Regions from separate parts of the Homo sapiens genome. Here regions 1 and 2 are each linked to region 3. The links are chromatin contacts, found by Hi-C or POLR2A ChIA-PET in ENCODE. All regions are on one chromosome and are shown on one strand. Each heading gives the region's core, a stretch centred on a gene start or an enhancer-like site at or near the end of the contact. The rest is flanking DNA. Distances are from core to core; before and after follow the strand shown. Region 1 holds the start of TMC6 (transmembrane channel like 6). Region 2 holds the start of BAHCC1 (BAH domain and coiled-coil containing 1). Region 3 holds the start of CBX8 (chromobox 8).

The links. A loop is a pair of places that touch in the nucleus more often than their neighbours do. ChIA-PET counts read pairs that join two places held with the same protein, here RNA polymerase II (POLR2A). Pooled maps may share reads with other maps.
Region 1: a loop to region 3 is called in a pooled map, with 6 times the contacts of the local background. The contact joins the promoter of TMC6 here to the promoter of CBX8 in region 3. A Hi-C loop is called at or near these places in 2 of 168 maps with a recorded cell type or tissue (CD8-positive, alpha-beta T cell and natural killer cell) and 5 of 50 pooled maps. POLR2A ChIA-PET finds 5 or more read pairs at or near these places in 1 of 52 experiments (activated B cell).
Region 2: a loop to region 3 is called in a map of B cell, with 17 times the contacts of the local background. The contact joins the promoter of BAHCC1 here to the promoter of CBX8 in region 3. A Hi-C loop is called at or near these places in 3 of 168 maps with a recorded cell type or tissue (B cell, CD4-positive, alpha-beta T cell and natural killer cell), 10 of 37 single-sample maps with no recorded cell type and 4 of 50 pooled maps.

Annotation. Positions count from the first base shown.
Region 1 is chr17:78,126,887-78,130,767 of GRCh38, reverse strand. TMC6 (transmembrane channel like 6) reads left to right here and starts at 2,013. Exons shown (of 20, transcript NM_001127198.5): 1 at 2,013-2,156; 2 at 3,862-3,881. RefSeq lists silencers at 1,920-2,449, 3,720-3,799, 3,850-3,881 and an enhancer at 3,130-3,379.
Region 2 is chr17:81,393,617-81,398,461 of GRCh38, reverse strand. It overlaps BAHCC1 (BAH domain and coiled-coil containing 1), which reads right to left and starts at 3,005. Exons shown (of 28, transcript NM_001377448.1): 1 at 2,827-3,005. RefSeq lists enhancers at 1,050-1,658, 1,659-2,267, 4,351-4,845 and a silencer at 4,293-4,562.
Region 3 is chr17:79,794,227-79,798,326 of GRCh38, reverse strand. It overlaps CBX8 (chromobox 8), which reads left to right and starts at 1,250. Exons shown (of 5, transcript NM_020649.3): 1 at 1,250-1,397; 2 at 1,787-1,830; 3 at 2,012-2,077; 4 at 2,204-2,270; 5 at 2,769-4,100. The coding sequence starts at 1,329. The coding sequence ends at 3,692. RefSeq lists silencers at 612-771, 802-1,011, 1,172-1,551 and enhancers at 923-1,217, 2,465-3,205.

The DNA.
Region 1 (3,881 bases), core at 764-3,263, 1.7 Mb after region 3:
GAGGAGGGGTCATATGACAGGAAACCCAGCTTCCCTCTCCACTACCTCCCTCCTCCCCTCTCACCCCATGGTTTCCTCTGCTTTAAACTGAGGCCAAGCAGGCACTTCCTGTGGGCCCCTGAGATGCAGAGGTGAAGGTGACAGGCGTAGGCCACTTGGCCTCCCAGGGAGCTCTGTGCATGCTGGGCTGCGGGTGGCCCACCCTTCCCCTCTGCACAGGAGTCAGGGCCTGGTCTCCTGCAGCCCTAGGGTCCACTGGTCCGGGTCTGCCGCCTGGCTGCCTCCAGGGATGTCCAGCCTGCAGCTGAGGCCCTCTCTGTTCAACTCCTTCCAGCCTGGATAGGCAGGACTTGACCTCGAGGCCTGAGCTGGGAGCCTGACATGGGTGGGGATGGGAACGGTGGGGGCACAGGGGCCAAACTCTTTATCTGCCGGCCTCACCCTGGAGGGTGTGATAATGACAGGATGGTGGGCTCCCCAGAACCTGGCTGCTGGGTTTCCAGATACTCTTGGTGTTACTGCTGTACTTCCAGCCCCTGTCATTGGCGTTATGGTTGTGCCAAGACCCAGGCCTAGCACCTGGCCGGTAGTAAGTGCTCAGGAATTGGCTCCATTCATGCTCTCCCAGGCTAGATGTTTAAGACATATCTTTGCCAATTCTCTGTCCTTGGGCCCCTGGGAAGCCCGCAGCCCTTCCTCTCTGCTCCCTCTCTACCTGCTATAGGGCCCAGTCATCTCAGGTCTGAATGTTCATAGCTTTTCTGCCTCTCTGCCCACCTCCTTCCTGGTTTCCAGAGTCCTTTCTGTGTGTCAGGCGCAAGCTATGTGCTGGTGCTGGGCACACAGTGGGCTGGGGTAGGAGGGGGCACAGAACCACAGATGTACATGTCAATAGGAAGTGGTAGGTGCTCCACCAGGGTTCAATCTGGGGAGGCTCCCCAGAGGAGGTGGCATTCATGCAAATTCAGTGTGGGTATGCAGGGAGGGGGAAGCAGTGGGAGGAGAGGCAGGGGCTGGGTCTCCATGCCAGGGTGCCACTTGCCAAGAACCAGCTTGGGGTAGCCATCTGAGGACCACACTGGCAGCTCCAAAAGGCCCCAGCCTTGACCCCTGCCTGGTCCTCGCTTTTGCTTGCCTGCTCTCCCCTGCAGCAGTGCCCTCTCCTGCCCTCCTGGGCCCCAGCTCACATTCACCCTGCCTGCTTCATGGCTTCTCCCCGCCAGGAATGACCCTCCCTTCCAAATGGGCTTGGGGTGGGGGGTACAATCTCAAAGGCAGTTTCCTCCATAGAGTTCCCAGGTGGACCACTAAGTCTCCTGCTTTGGCTGGGGGCACCCTAAAGGGTGATTAACTTCTCTCAGCCTCAGTTTCCTCATCTGTGAAATGGGAATATCAGTGCATACCTTCCTGGCTCATGGGGAATAACAGAAAACAGGGCAACGGGTACAGCACCTGGGGACAGTCACCTAAGTGTCAGCGTGTCCTCCTTTTCATCCCCTCCTCTCCACACAGCACACAGGAAGTGAGCCAGAACTCTTGCTAGATAAACAATGAACCCCGCCCAGGTGTCAGGAGTGGGAGATAACCAGGCTCCCCCCGCCGGGGTCGGGGAGAGTCAGCAGGAGGCTTGCGGGGGCGGCGGGGGGGGGGGCGCTGCCCAATCTGGAGTGAGATACTCTGTGTCCCTGGGGCTTTCGGCGGCATCTTACTTGGACGATCCCTAACCATGGGAAGCAGATGAGTCTGGAAATATTGCCCCTTTTTGGAACTTGGGGAAACTGAGCGTCAGAAAAATTGGGGACTTCAACCAGGGGCTGGAATGAATCCAGCCCAGCTCAGACCTCAGGAGGAGGGGTCGGAAGTTGGCAGGGGAGGAAGGCATAGTCGCCGCGGGGCGCCCGGAGGAGGGCGGGGGCGCCGCGGGCCGGGCCGGGTCACGTGATAGCCGAGGCCCGCCCCCCCCCCCCCCGCCCACGTGGGCCGGGAGGTGCGGCTACTCCCCCGGCCCCGGCAGACCTGCGACTGGCCCAGTCGCCCCTGGGGCCCTTTGCCACTCCCTTGGCAAGGAGAGCCGAGACCTCAGTTCCCGGCGGCTCTTGCGGGGCACAGGTGAGCCCTGGCTGCGCGCGCGGCCCCTCCTCCCCGGCGCCTCCCAGGTGAGCGGCCGCGATCCCGGTCCCGGGTCCCGCCAGCCCCAGCTGCTTCTCCTATGCGGGGACAGCGGCAATCCCCCCTGAATTCCTTTCGGCCTCTGGGGCCATTTGGCAGCCGAGTTCCCTCCCCGGGTGCTCCTGGAGCTCCCAGGGCTTGACCCTCCGGCTCGGACAGAGCTGGGAGCGGCAGGGGCGGGGAGGACAGTGCGGGGAGCAAAATCCGCAGCCCCCACCCAGGTCCCCCAGCCGAGCGCCAGGGCACGGGGAGGGGAGGGGAGGGGGTGTGGCCGGGATGGGAAGGGGCGGGGGACAGGGAGGCCGGCTGGACGGGTTCGGTGGCCCCAGAGTTGCAGCCGCTCTGGGCTCTGGGGCCAGGTTGCGGTTCTCCCTGGGTAGCGGCTGCTCCCGGGAAGCTCGCTGCCGGCTGGGGTGGGGGTTCCTGGAAACGGGCGCCACCCAGCCTCTCCCCACCTAGCTCAGGAATGGTGCGCCTGGAAACTCCGCTGGACTTGCCTGGGCCTCGGGGCGGAGTGCTGGGGCGCTGGGTGCCCGAGTCCCCGGGTTCCCTGAGCTTAGAAGGGCCTGTCTGGAGGAAGGGATTCCAGCTCTAGGGACTGGGTGGGGCGTCCTCAGCCCCTCTTTCGGCAGCTGTCCCGTGTTAGGCTGGGTGGGGCCGCCTCGGACCCAGCTCTGGGCTGGTTTTCCCACGTCTTTGCTCCTGCTGGAGGGAGGGGGTGGTGTGGGGCCTGGGCCCGAAGATGGCACCCAGGACACTGAGGGAGGGCGCCGTCCGGTCCTGTGACTGGCACCCCTGCAAGGAGCTGCTCTGTCGGGGCGCCCCCGGGCTTTGCCTGTCCGAGGAAAGCGCCCTTCAACCCGGCCGACTTTGAGCCCTGAGTTCCTGAGGGTGAGCGCAGGAGGAGTCCAGGGCAGAGGCCGGCAGGACTCGCTGGTGGCTGGGAGCTGAGTCCTGGCTCCACTCTCACAGATGAACGGGCCCCGAGCCCAGGGCCCCAGACAAGGCTGCTCTGGTTCCAGTTGTGCCGGGTGACGGCAGAGCCAGGACAAAGGAGGCCTGTTGAGGTCCTGGCCACCCCCAGCCGGCCGCCCTGGGATGATGGAATGCAGGGCAGTGGGTCTTCTGAGAACATGAGGACCTTGGCGCCCTGACGGCGGTGGCATGGAGTGACCTCTGTGTGTGGGGGAGGAGCCCCCTGTGCTGCTTCCGCCTGGGGCTGGTTGGGGGTGAGGGCTCCAGCAGCTAATTTCCTGCTAGAGGAAGTTCTTTGAGGTCACAGGGCAGACGCAGAGAAGGCCTACAGCCTACTCTGACCTTTCTCTCCAAAAAGGAGGTGTCTCTGTGCCAGAACCCTGGGCATGGAGATCCTGAAAGGGGCTGTGTCTACAGGCACCCTACCTCTTCCCCATTTCCCAGGGACTGGCGACATCGAGGAAACAGATGTGGAACTGCAGACCCCACACCCTTCCTTCCTCTCTCCCCTCCCCTGACACTGGAGGGGGCCCCCCATTCCATTCTGGCATGAGGCTTATTCGGTGCCTCACCATTTATGTACCTGGGGTGATAGGGGGGTGGGCGGGACTGTCTGGGCTGTGAGTGGCACCTCCTGTGGTTCCCCCAGGAATGGGTGGTGTGGACAGCTGCCAGGCGTTGAAGACCACCCCTGGCTCTGTGCCCCTGTCTCATCAGATGGGGGCTCCGGAGGTGGC
Region 2 (4,845 bases), core at 1,756-4,255, 1.6 Mb before region 3:
CCAGCTCGGCCCTCTAGCCGGGGAAGGTGGGCCCGGCCCAGCACAACCTTCTGCCAGCAGACCCTGCCCGGACCTCGGCCACCTAAAATAACCCTCACCTCCATTTTCTTCCACCCCCACCCAACGCGGAGCATCCACTCAGGCGAAATTGGGGACAATTTTAGACTCTGGGTGCGGAGGGTCGGAGCCAGTGATAGAAGCTGCGTGCACCACCGTGCTCCCAGGCGTCCCTCCGAAGGCGCTCCCTGGACGCACTTCACATATTACTCCTCATCTTCTAAATACGTATTGTTTTAATGTTTATCACCTCCAACAAAAGGGAGATGGATAGGCTTGATATTCCTAATTAGGAACTTTGCGGAAAACCTTGTGTTTTTGTAGCCATTCCACCATGACAACAAAGCGATTAAGATGTTTTCCATCTACTGAATACCTTTTTAAATTGCGATATTTTATGGTCCGGGTTCTAAAACGTCTTATTTGCAGACTATTTTGTGTTTGATTTAATCTATAACCGAAAACATAATGTATTAAGTGAATACATATTTGCTCAGCTGATAAGCTTTTTTAATATTTATTCGGAGAGCTTTTGCATTGTAAATAAATGGGTCTACACAAAGAGTTCTCTTTGTCTGGCAACTACATACAAAGGCGTTTGGGGCTCCCTTCCCTCTGGGGATCGCCAGCTCTCTCCCCGGGTCTAACAAATAGCTCGGCTCCCAAGCCCCGATCCCGGCCTGCAAAGCGAGCGCCCGGCCGCCAGGGCCCGGAGAGTGCTCTGGCGAGGGGGCTGCGAGCGCAGGGGTCAGGGGAGGGGCTGCCCGGGCTGGACTAGGGACGTGGGGGCCCCCAGCCCCGGCCGGCGCCTCCCGAGCCCCGGAGGGCGCCGGGCGGGACAAAGGGAAAGAAGGAAAGGGAGGGAGGTCAGAAACCTGCAGCTTCAAAGGCGCCGAAGGCCGGAGAGGGGCCGGGGGCTGCGCACGCGGGGGTGCCAGGCTTCCTGGCGGCCTCCAGGGAGTCGTGTGTGCTGTGCTTTTGTTTTGTGGTTGTTTTTTTTTTTTTTTTTCTCTCCAATAAGAAATTTCAAAGTTGAGAAAGCGCGAGCTGCCGGCGATTCTCGGGACGCGGGCTCGGCTACGAAGCAACAATTTTAATCTCCCACCCCCTGCGGGCGGATCGCAGGCCCGATTGTTCCTTTCTCACCAGCCTGCTCGACTTTTTAAGCAAACAGGAGGTGGATTACTGTCGCCTGCCTGCGCCGCCACGGCTCTGACCGGATTGGAGAGAGCTTTTCTTTGTGTTCTCTCCTCCCGGGGAGAGGCCGCGCCGCGCCTCCGCGTCTGCCCGCGCCGGGCTTCGGGGGCCTGGGGAGCCTGAGGCGGCCAGGAAGTGGGGCGAGGAAGGGCGGCCACACGGCCCGAGCTGGGAGTCCCACAGTCCCGCAGCGGCGACGCCGCCACCCGCCGAGTGCCGAGGCCCGGGGCCCACTCCCAGCCCAGCTCCAGGAGAGGCCGCGCCGGAGGACCGCGAGGACGGCGCCGCAGCGCCAGGTCGGGCTGAGGTAAGGGAGGAAATGGAGCGAAAAGTGGCGGCGGGCAGAGGGCCCCGGGCGGGCGGAGAATCGCTGACGAGGGCATTTCGGAAGGAACTGAACCTAGGAGCACAGGGCTCCCTCCCGGGAAGGCAGGGCGTGACCCTGGAGCCGCCGGTCCCTCTTGCCGCGGCCCCAGGCGTGGCTGGCGCGCTCCAGGATCTGGAGCTTCTACAAGTTTGCTTTGTTTCCTGCTTTTGCATCTAAAAACCCGCTCTCTCCTCGCCCGCCTGCCGGAGACCAGGACTCTGGCCCGTCTGCCTCCCTCCGGCGTCGTCTCCGGGAGCGCGGGCGCGGTGGGGCCTGCAGGCCGGGCTGGGACCAGGCGCGCCTTGGGGCGCGAGTGGCTCGGCCGTCGCCGCAGAACCCGCTCCCTGCGAAACAGCCGCACCCGCTCCCTGGGAGAGTCATGAGAACTGGGGTCGCGCCTGACCCCCGCGCCCGAAGAAAACCAGCCCGCGGACCCCGCCACACGGGCCGTGACCCGAGCCCCGCGCGCCGTCCCGAACGCGCGCGGTGAAAACGCCCCGCTGCGCCGGCCTTGCTCGGTCCCCCTCCTCCACCCCCACTTCTCCGGAAAAAAAAAATTCTGAATTGGGAACGAAGACCCGAAAAACTCGCCATGACCATTCCCCTCCCCGGCCCCTAGCTTCGGCCCGGAAGGCCCCTCAGGGCAGCGGCCGTGGGTACCACGACCCGGCCAGTTCCCCTCGCCGCGGACCGACCGGGCAGGGCCAACCCAGGACTGTTCCGGGGAGGGGAGCAGGGTAGGGGAGCGAATGTTGGGGTTCGTTCGTGGGTCACCCAGAACTGGGCGCACGCTGGCGGCGCCCGGACTTCGCCTACTGTCCGCCCGGTGCCACCCGCGCGGCTCGCGCCAGACGCAGCCTGGCGGTCCCTGTCCTGTCTTCGAGTATTTGTTTTTAATGCTGGGTGTCGATCGAGACAACAAGCGCTCAGAGCAAAGCAAGGATGCATTACGGGGGTAATTTTAAACCGATCGATAAGATTTTTCAGAGAAAAAAAAATCGCTCATAGTCCATATTTTTTAAGAAAAAAAAAAGCCTCAACATTTTAACGGATTTTGTTAAAAGGGAAGATATATACTTCTTAACATCACAATCCTGAATTTCTTTTGCTAAAAAAAATGTAAAACCCCAAAGCCAGAATAAAAAATAAAATAATAATAAAAATACAAAAACAAAAAAAAAATGAAAGCAATTTCAGTTACTTACTGGAGGCTGTTTCCTGGATACAACTGAATGCAATACAATTAAATCAGTAAATGTGACTTTGTTTTGTATTCCTATTGGTATTTTCAATGTGCTGACTGTTGCACTGTAAATGCACCGCTTCCACAACAACGACTCTAGCGAGCCCATCCAGAGCGGCTCTCAAACCTGCAGCCTGGCGCGGCGAGCCACGGGCCCTGCATACTAATAAGCTCGTGCCACTCAGCCCGGAACAGCCAGCGCGCTGATTGGCCGCGCAGCCCTCCACGGCCGGGAGCTCGTGCCACTCATTCGGCGTAAACAGGCCTCCCAATAGGCTGGCGCCGGGCCAGGGAACTGCCAATCAGGAAGCAGCGGGGCTACTACCAAGCCCGATGGCGCCTAATTCAAGCCCGGCGACTGCGCAGCTCCTCTGCGCAGATCATTGCTGCTGAATGGGAATGTGGTGGCGCAGGGCGGGAGAGGGAGCTGGAGCGAGCGAGTGCGCGTGTCCCGGCGGAGGGGGAGGCGTAGACACAGACACAGACACACACACACACATATATGTTTAATCCAGCAGGTCTAACGTTTGGCTTCTGCCGCACAGAAGGCCAAGGGAAGAAACACCACCACCCCTTAAAAGTAGCTGCTTTTTCTCCCTGGAATCTGTCTGGCAGGTGGCAGGTAGGCCAGACCTCCAAGCCCAGAGGCCTCCCCAGGTTGCCTGGCCCATCTACCGCTCTGAAGCTGCTGCCTGCCCGGACCCGAGCTCGCGGATGCACGCACGCACGCCCGCTGCTTGGGCAGCAAAAGCTTTGAATAGCCCGTCCGGCTCTCTCCTCCCCATGACCTGGGGATCAGACCCTGGGAAGTGAGTTCTGAGTCTCCAGCCGTCTACATTACTGGCTCTCAATTTTATCTCCCTCTGCCACACTTTGCAACAGAGCAGCTACTAAAATGAAAATCAGGGATTTATTGAGAAGACAAGGATTGCCCTTTCTTCATCTACACCTAGATTTAGAAAATATTTTCAGTTTGGTAATGGGGGAAGCGGGTATGGTGTGGTAAACCATGTATAGTATTTCTCAATGCTGCTCCCTGTCTGCCTATCTGCTAAATCCTCACTCCAACTAAAGCAAGCCACTGAACAATTTTTATCGTAATCAGATGCAAACCACTTCTAAAATATTCCGCAAACAAATATTTCTGTTAGAATTTGGTTTCCCACCCAAATGCTATTTATTCTCAGGGAGTCGAGGTGATGTCTTAGTGGCGATGGATACATTTATTTTTGCTCCTCTTTCTCCATGTGAATCTCTGCCTCCCCCTCTGGGGGAAAAAAGGATATTTAAACTAGGAGCCAACTGACAGATTCACACGCATTCGAAATTCTCCACCGTCTCATTCCGGCAGGGACACGAAAGAGTTAAACTCAAAGCCTGTTGTCTCTCTGTTTCCCCGCCCCCACTCCCGCTCCCGCGGGACCGCTGGGATTGGTTGGCACTCCGCCAGTGGACTGTCCATCACCGAGTGTAAACAAGGCGCTGATTGGCTGTTGTCCAGTCCGCACTGGGCCTCCTGAAAAAAGCAATTACTGGCTCCGCGGTTTCAAGGCGGCCCAAGGCCGCTTGATGAAAGGAGATAAGCTGGGGACCGTTTCCAGGATCCCCGCGGGCCGACCGGGGCAGCCCGGGAGCCGAGGTGCGGCGGAGAGCCCGCGGATCAAAGGAATCTGGAGAGAAAGGGGAAGCGGGCGGCCGGCCCCGGCCGGCCTTCCCCCCCGCAGGCCACGCCGACCTGGGGTGGGGGGCTGCGGGCCGCGGGCGGGGACTCCGGGATTTCCCGCCTGCCTGAGTCGGGGCCTACGCCGGCGCCCGCTTCGGGCGGCTCGGCCCGGAGGGGAGCTCCGGAGAGCCCGGGGCTCGCAGGTAAGCACCGGCGCTCCGCGGGCCGGGCCGGGGACGCAGGACAAGGCGCGGGGCCCACCCCGGCTGGCTCGGGAGTGGCGGTCGCGCGGGCCCGGCTCCCGTCTCCGGCGTCTCC
Region 3 (4,100 bases), core at 1-2,500:
GACCCGGCGACGTCCCCCAGCTTCCCGCGCTGGCGTTTCTCGCAGGATGTCCGCCGCCCACGTTGGGAAGAGCGGTGGACAGGAAGTGCGCGGGCCGGGCGCCGGGGTTCGGGGAAAGCCAGACGCACCCCCAGCCGCTCGCCCCATCCTCTGCCGGCTCCGCCCAGATGCCCTTAGCCCACCCAGGCCCCGAGCAGGGGGCGGCGAGGGGAAGGCGAGGTTCGGGGCCGAAGCCTGGCGGGGGCGGGCAGCTTGGGCTAAGGGCAGGGGCAGGTGGCTGCGGGCGTCGGGGATGGTCGGGGGGCAGGAAGAAGCCGCGCGACATCCTCTGTGGGGTCCTGGGCTGCAGCCGGGCTCCGGAGGGAACAGCCCGGCCTCCACCAGGTCTGTGTTCGGCTTCGGAGCCGGGGACGAGCGCTCCAGCCAGCCCGGCTCGCAGGGCCCGGAGGGTGGCCGAGGGCAGGGCCGCGCGACAGGAGCCTGAGACACATGCACATTGATTTGTTAGCGGGACCCGGCTTGGGGGGGGGGGGGACGTTGCCATGGAGACCGGGGGTCGGGTGTGCGGCTCCGGGGGAGGGGGGCGGGGGCCGGGGGAGAAGCCAGCCGATGGGCGCGCCGCAGGCTCTCGGGGTTCGGGCGCGGCCCGCGGCGCCCCAGCACCTGTGCATTGTGCATTGTGCGGCGCGGGCGGCTGGGGGAGGGGACCGCGCGAGTCCTGGGCGGTGGGGGTGGGGCGGCGGGCCGGGGTCTGCCGAGGGGCGGAGCCGGGCTGACATCGCCGCGGGGATCCCAGCGAGAGCTGTGGGGGACGCCGAACGCCGGAGGGACAACTTGGTGGCGGGGGAGGGGGGCCCCGGCGAGGACAGAGGGCGGCCTGCCCCCCTCGCCAGCCCCGCAGACTGACAGCGGCCGGGCCCGCCTTCCCCTGGCGTCACTTCCGGCGGCGCCCCCTCCCACTCGCGCGCTCGGTCTCTGGAGTCGCCTCGGACTCCGCCCCCTGGCGATTGGAACGCTGGTCACGTAGCAACGCGGGGGAGAAAGGCAGAGGGGCGTGGCTCGGAGCTCGTCCAATCAGCGTGCGGGGGCGCAGGCCTCCGGCCGCTCGGCTTTAGCAACGTCGTTAGCAACACGTGGGGCGGGAGGAAGCACTGGGCGGAGGGGAGGGGGCCGAGCGGAGGAGCGCGGGAGGGGGGCCGCGGGAGGGAGCGAGAGCGCCGGGAGGGGGAGGAGAACTGACGTCAGCGGGAGAGTATTATGGTCTGTCGTGCGCTGGCTGCTGCTTTTCTGCTCCTGGAAGCGGCCAAGGGGGGAAGCGGCGAGTCAACATGGAGCTTTCAGCGGTGGGGGAGCGGGTGTTCGCGGCCGAAGCCCTCCTGAAGCGGCGCATACGGAAAGTAGGTGCCCCCGGGCCTAGGGCCTCCGTGCGGCCGGGCCCTCCCCTCCCGGCCCGGGTTCCCTCCCCCTGCTGCAGCCCAGCTTCCCTTCCCCCAGGTCCCAGCAGCGGCCGCGGCCGTGGCGGCGGCGGCGGCGGCAGCTCTGAGCCCAGGCGCTTTCCTTAGACTTGCAGCGATGCACGGATTGCATGGGTGGGGGGCGGGGTGGGGAATGAATGCCGGTGCATGCACTTTGTGCAGCATTAGGTGCAGGGGTGATGCAGCGGGCGCGTGCCTTTTGCGGCGGGGTTTCGAGCATTCATCTGGTGCATGCATTTTCGCATGCATTTCTTGTATCCTCGTCATGCGTTTCTCCCCATGCACACACATTATCGCCTTTGCACCCGCAGGGACGCATGGAATACCTCGTGAAATGGAAGGGATGGTCGCAGAAGTAAGTAGGTTATATGCAATTCTCAACCCCAGACTGTTATTCGGGAGGTTTCTTTCTTCCTCTTTTTGCCTTTACATTGAAATACAATACAATGCAATGAGAAAAGTTACACACACACACACCCCCTCTGCTCTCACCCTGCTCCTGGGACTGATGCCCACTTCTTCCTGATTCCCTTTAGGTACAGCACATGGGAACCGGAGGAAAACATCCTGGATGCTCGCTTGCTCGCAGCCTTTGAGGAAAGGTACAGACCCTTCCAAGTCCCAGCCGCTCACTTAGAAACAAGTAGAGTGGCTTCTTTCCAGCCTGGACTAGAGTCCCACTTGCTTTCTTTACTCACGCACCCTTTCTCCTTTTCTTCTTTCTCCAGGGAAAGAGAGATGGAGCTCTATGGCCCCAAAAAGCGTGGACCCAAGCCCAAAACCTTCCTCCTCAAAGTAGGTTGGCAGTGTCCAATGGTGGAGGACCATGTTATGGAGTGATTTGTGGGAAGGGGGCTCTGAGGGCTGTGAGCCAATGGGGTGTCCACACATGTTGCCTATTTGTAATGTAGGAGGGAGTTCCCTGACAAGATGTCACCAAGTCAGTAGCAGCACCAACTGTGTCTGGGGGGACGGGCTTGGCCACACTAGAATTCCTTTACGCTCCCCCTCCCAAATGGACACAATAATCAAATGCAAAAAGTGTACTTTTTGCAAATGACTACTTCCAGCCAAATCTTCTACCTCTTCTCTCATCCTTCTACCTCTCAGCTCCAACAGCCATCCCACCCATTCATCCAGCCATCCACCCACCCACCCACCCACCCATCCATGCATCCATGTAGAAATTCCCAGGCATCATAGGGTAAAGATAGGAGGTCAGGGATAGAGGAGGAGTCCTGTGGGGGTGGACAGGGCCCTGCCCCACTCTTGAGACCATCTTCTCTCCTGCAGGCGCAGGCCAAGGCAAAGGCCAAAACTTACGAGTTTCGAAGTGACTCAGCCAGGGGCATCCGGATCCCCTACCCTGGCCGCTCGCCCCAGGACCTGGCCTCCACTTCCCGGGCCCGGGAGGGCCTTCGAAACATGGGTTTGTCCCCGCCAGCGAGCAGCACCAGCACCAGCAGCACCTGCCGCGCAGAGGCCCCTCGGGACCGGGACCGAGACCGGGATAGGGACCGGGAGCGGGATCGAGAAAGGGAGAGGGAGCGAGAGAGGGAGCGGGAACGTGAGAGGGAACGAGAGCGGGGTACCAGCAGAGTGGATGACAAGCCCAGCTCACCGGGGGACAGCTCGAAGAAGCGAGGCCCCAAGCCCCGGAAGGAGCTCCCGGACCCCTCACAGAGGCCCTTAGGCGAACCCAGCGCCGGCCTCGGAGAGTACCTCAAGGGCAGGAAGCTGGACGACACCCCTTCCGGGGCAGGAAAGTTTCCAGCCGGCCACAGTGTGATCCAGCTGGCCCGAAGACAGGACTCGGACCTGGTGCAGTGTGGTGTGACCAGCCCTAGCTCAGCTGAGGCCACGGGCAAACTGGCTGTGGACACCTTCCCGGCCAGGGTGATAAAGCACAGGGCTGCCTTCCTGGAGGCCAAAGGCCAGGGTGCCCTAGATCCCAATGGCACCCGGGTCCGACATGGCTCAGGCCCCCCCAGCTCTGGGGGGGGCCTGTACCGGGACATGGGGGCCCAGGGGGGAAGGCCCTCCCTCATCGCCAGGATCCCTGTGGCCAGAATCCTGGGGGACCCGGAGGAAGAGTCCTGGAGCCCCTCCCTGACTAACCTGGAGAAGGTGGTGGTCACGGACGTGACCTCAAACTTTTTGACCGTCACCATTAAGGAAAGTAACACGGACCAAGGCTTTTTTAAAGAGAAAAGATGAATGCTGGGTGGGTGTGTCCAGGAGGAGAGCAGGGGAGAGAGTGAGCGTGAGCTTGGCATAGTGATTTTTATTTCTGGGTGGGATGTGGCCTTTTGGCTGGTCCCGTCCCTGATGTCACCCCCACCCCACCAGCCCCTTTCATCCCTCCTTCCTCCCCCTCAGTTTTTGTTGGAAAGATTATCTCTAGAGTTATATTTTCTATTAGATGTAAATATGTTATTTAAGAAAAATATCTAAATATATATATTTCAACTCGAAGTTGTTTTATTTAAAGGAGAGAGACTCTCATTGTGCTTTAGTTGGGGCAGCCCGAATGAGCTGGGGCAGGAGGGGCCCCCTTGCCCCAGAGCTCTAGGGAAGTTGGGCCCTGGGTACAGGTTTCTGAGAGTGTCTGGAGGGGCTTGGCCT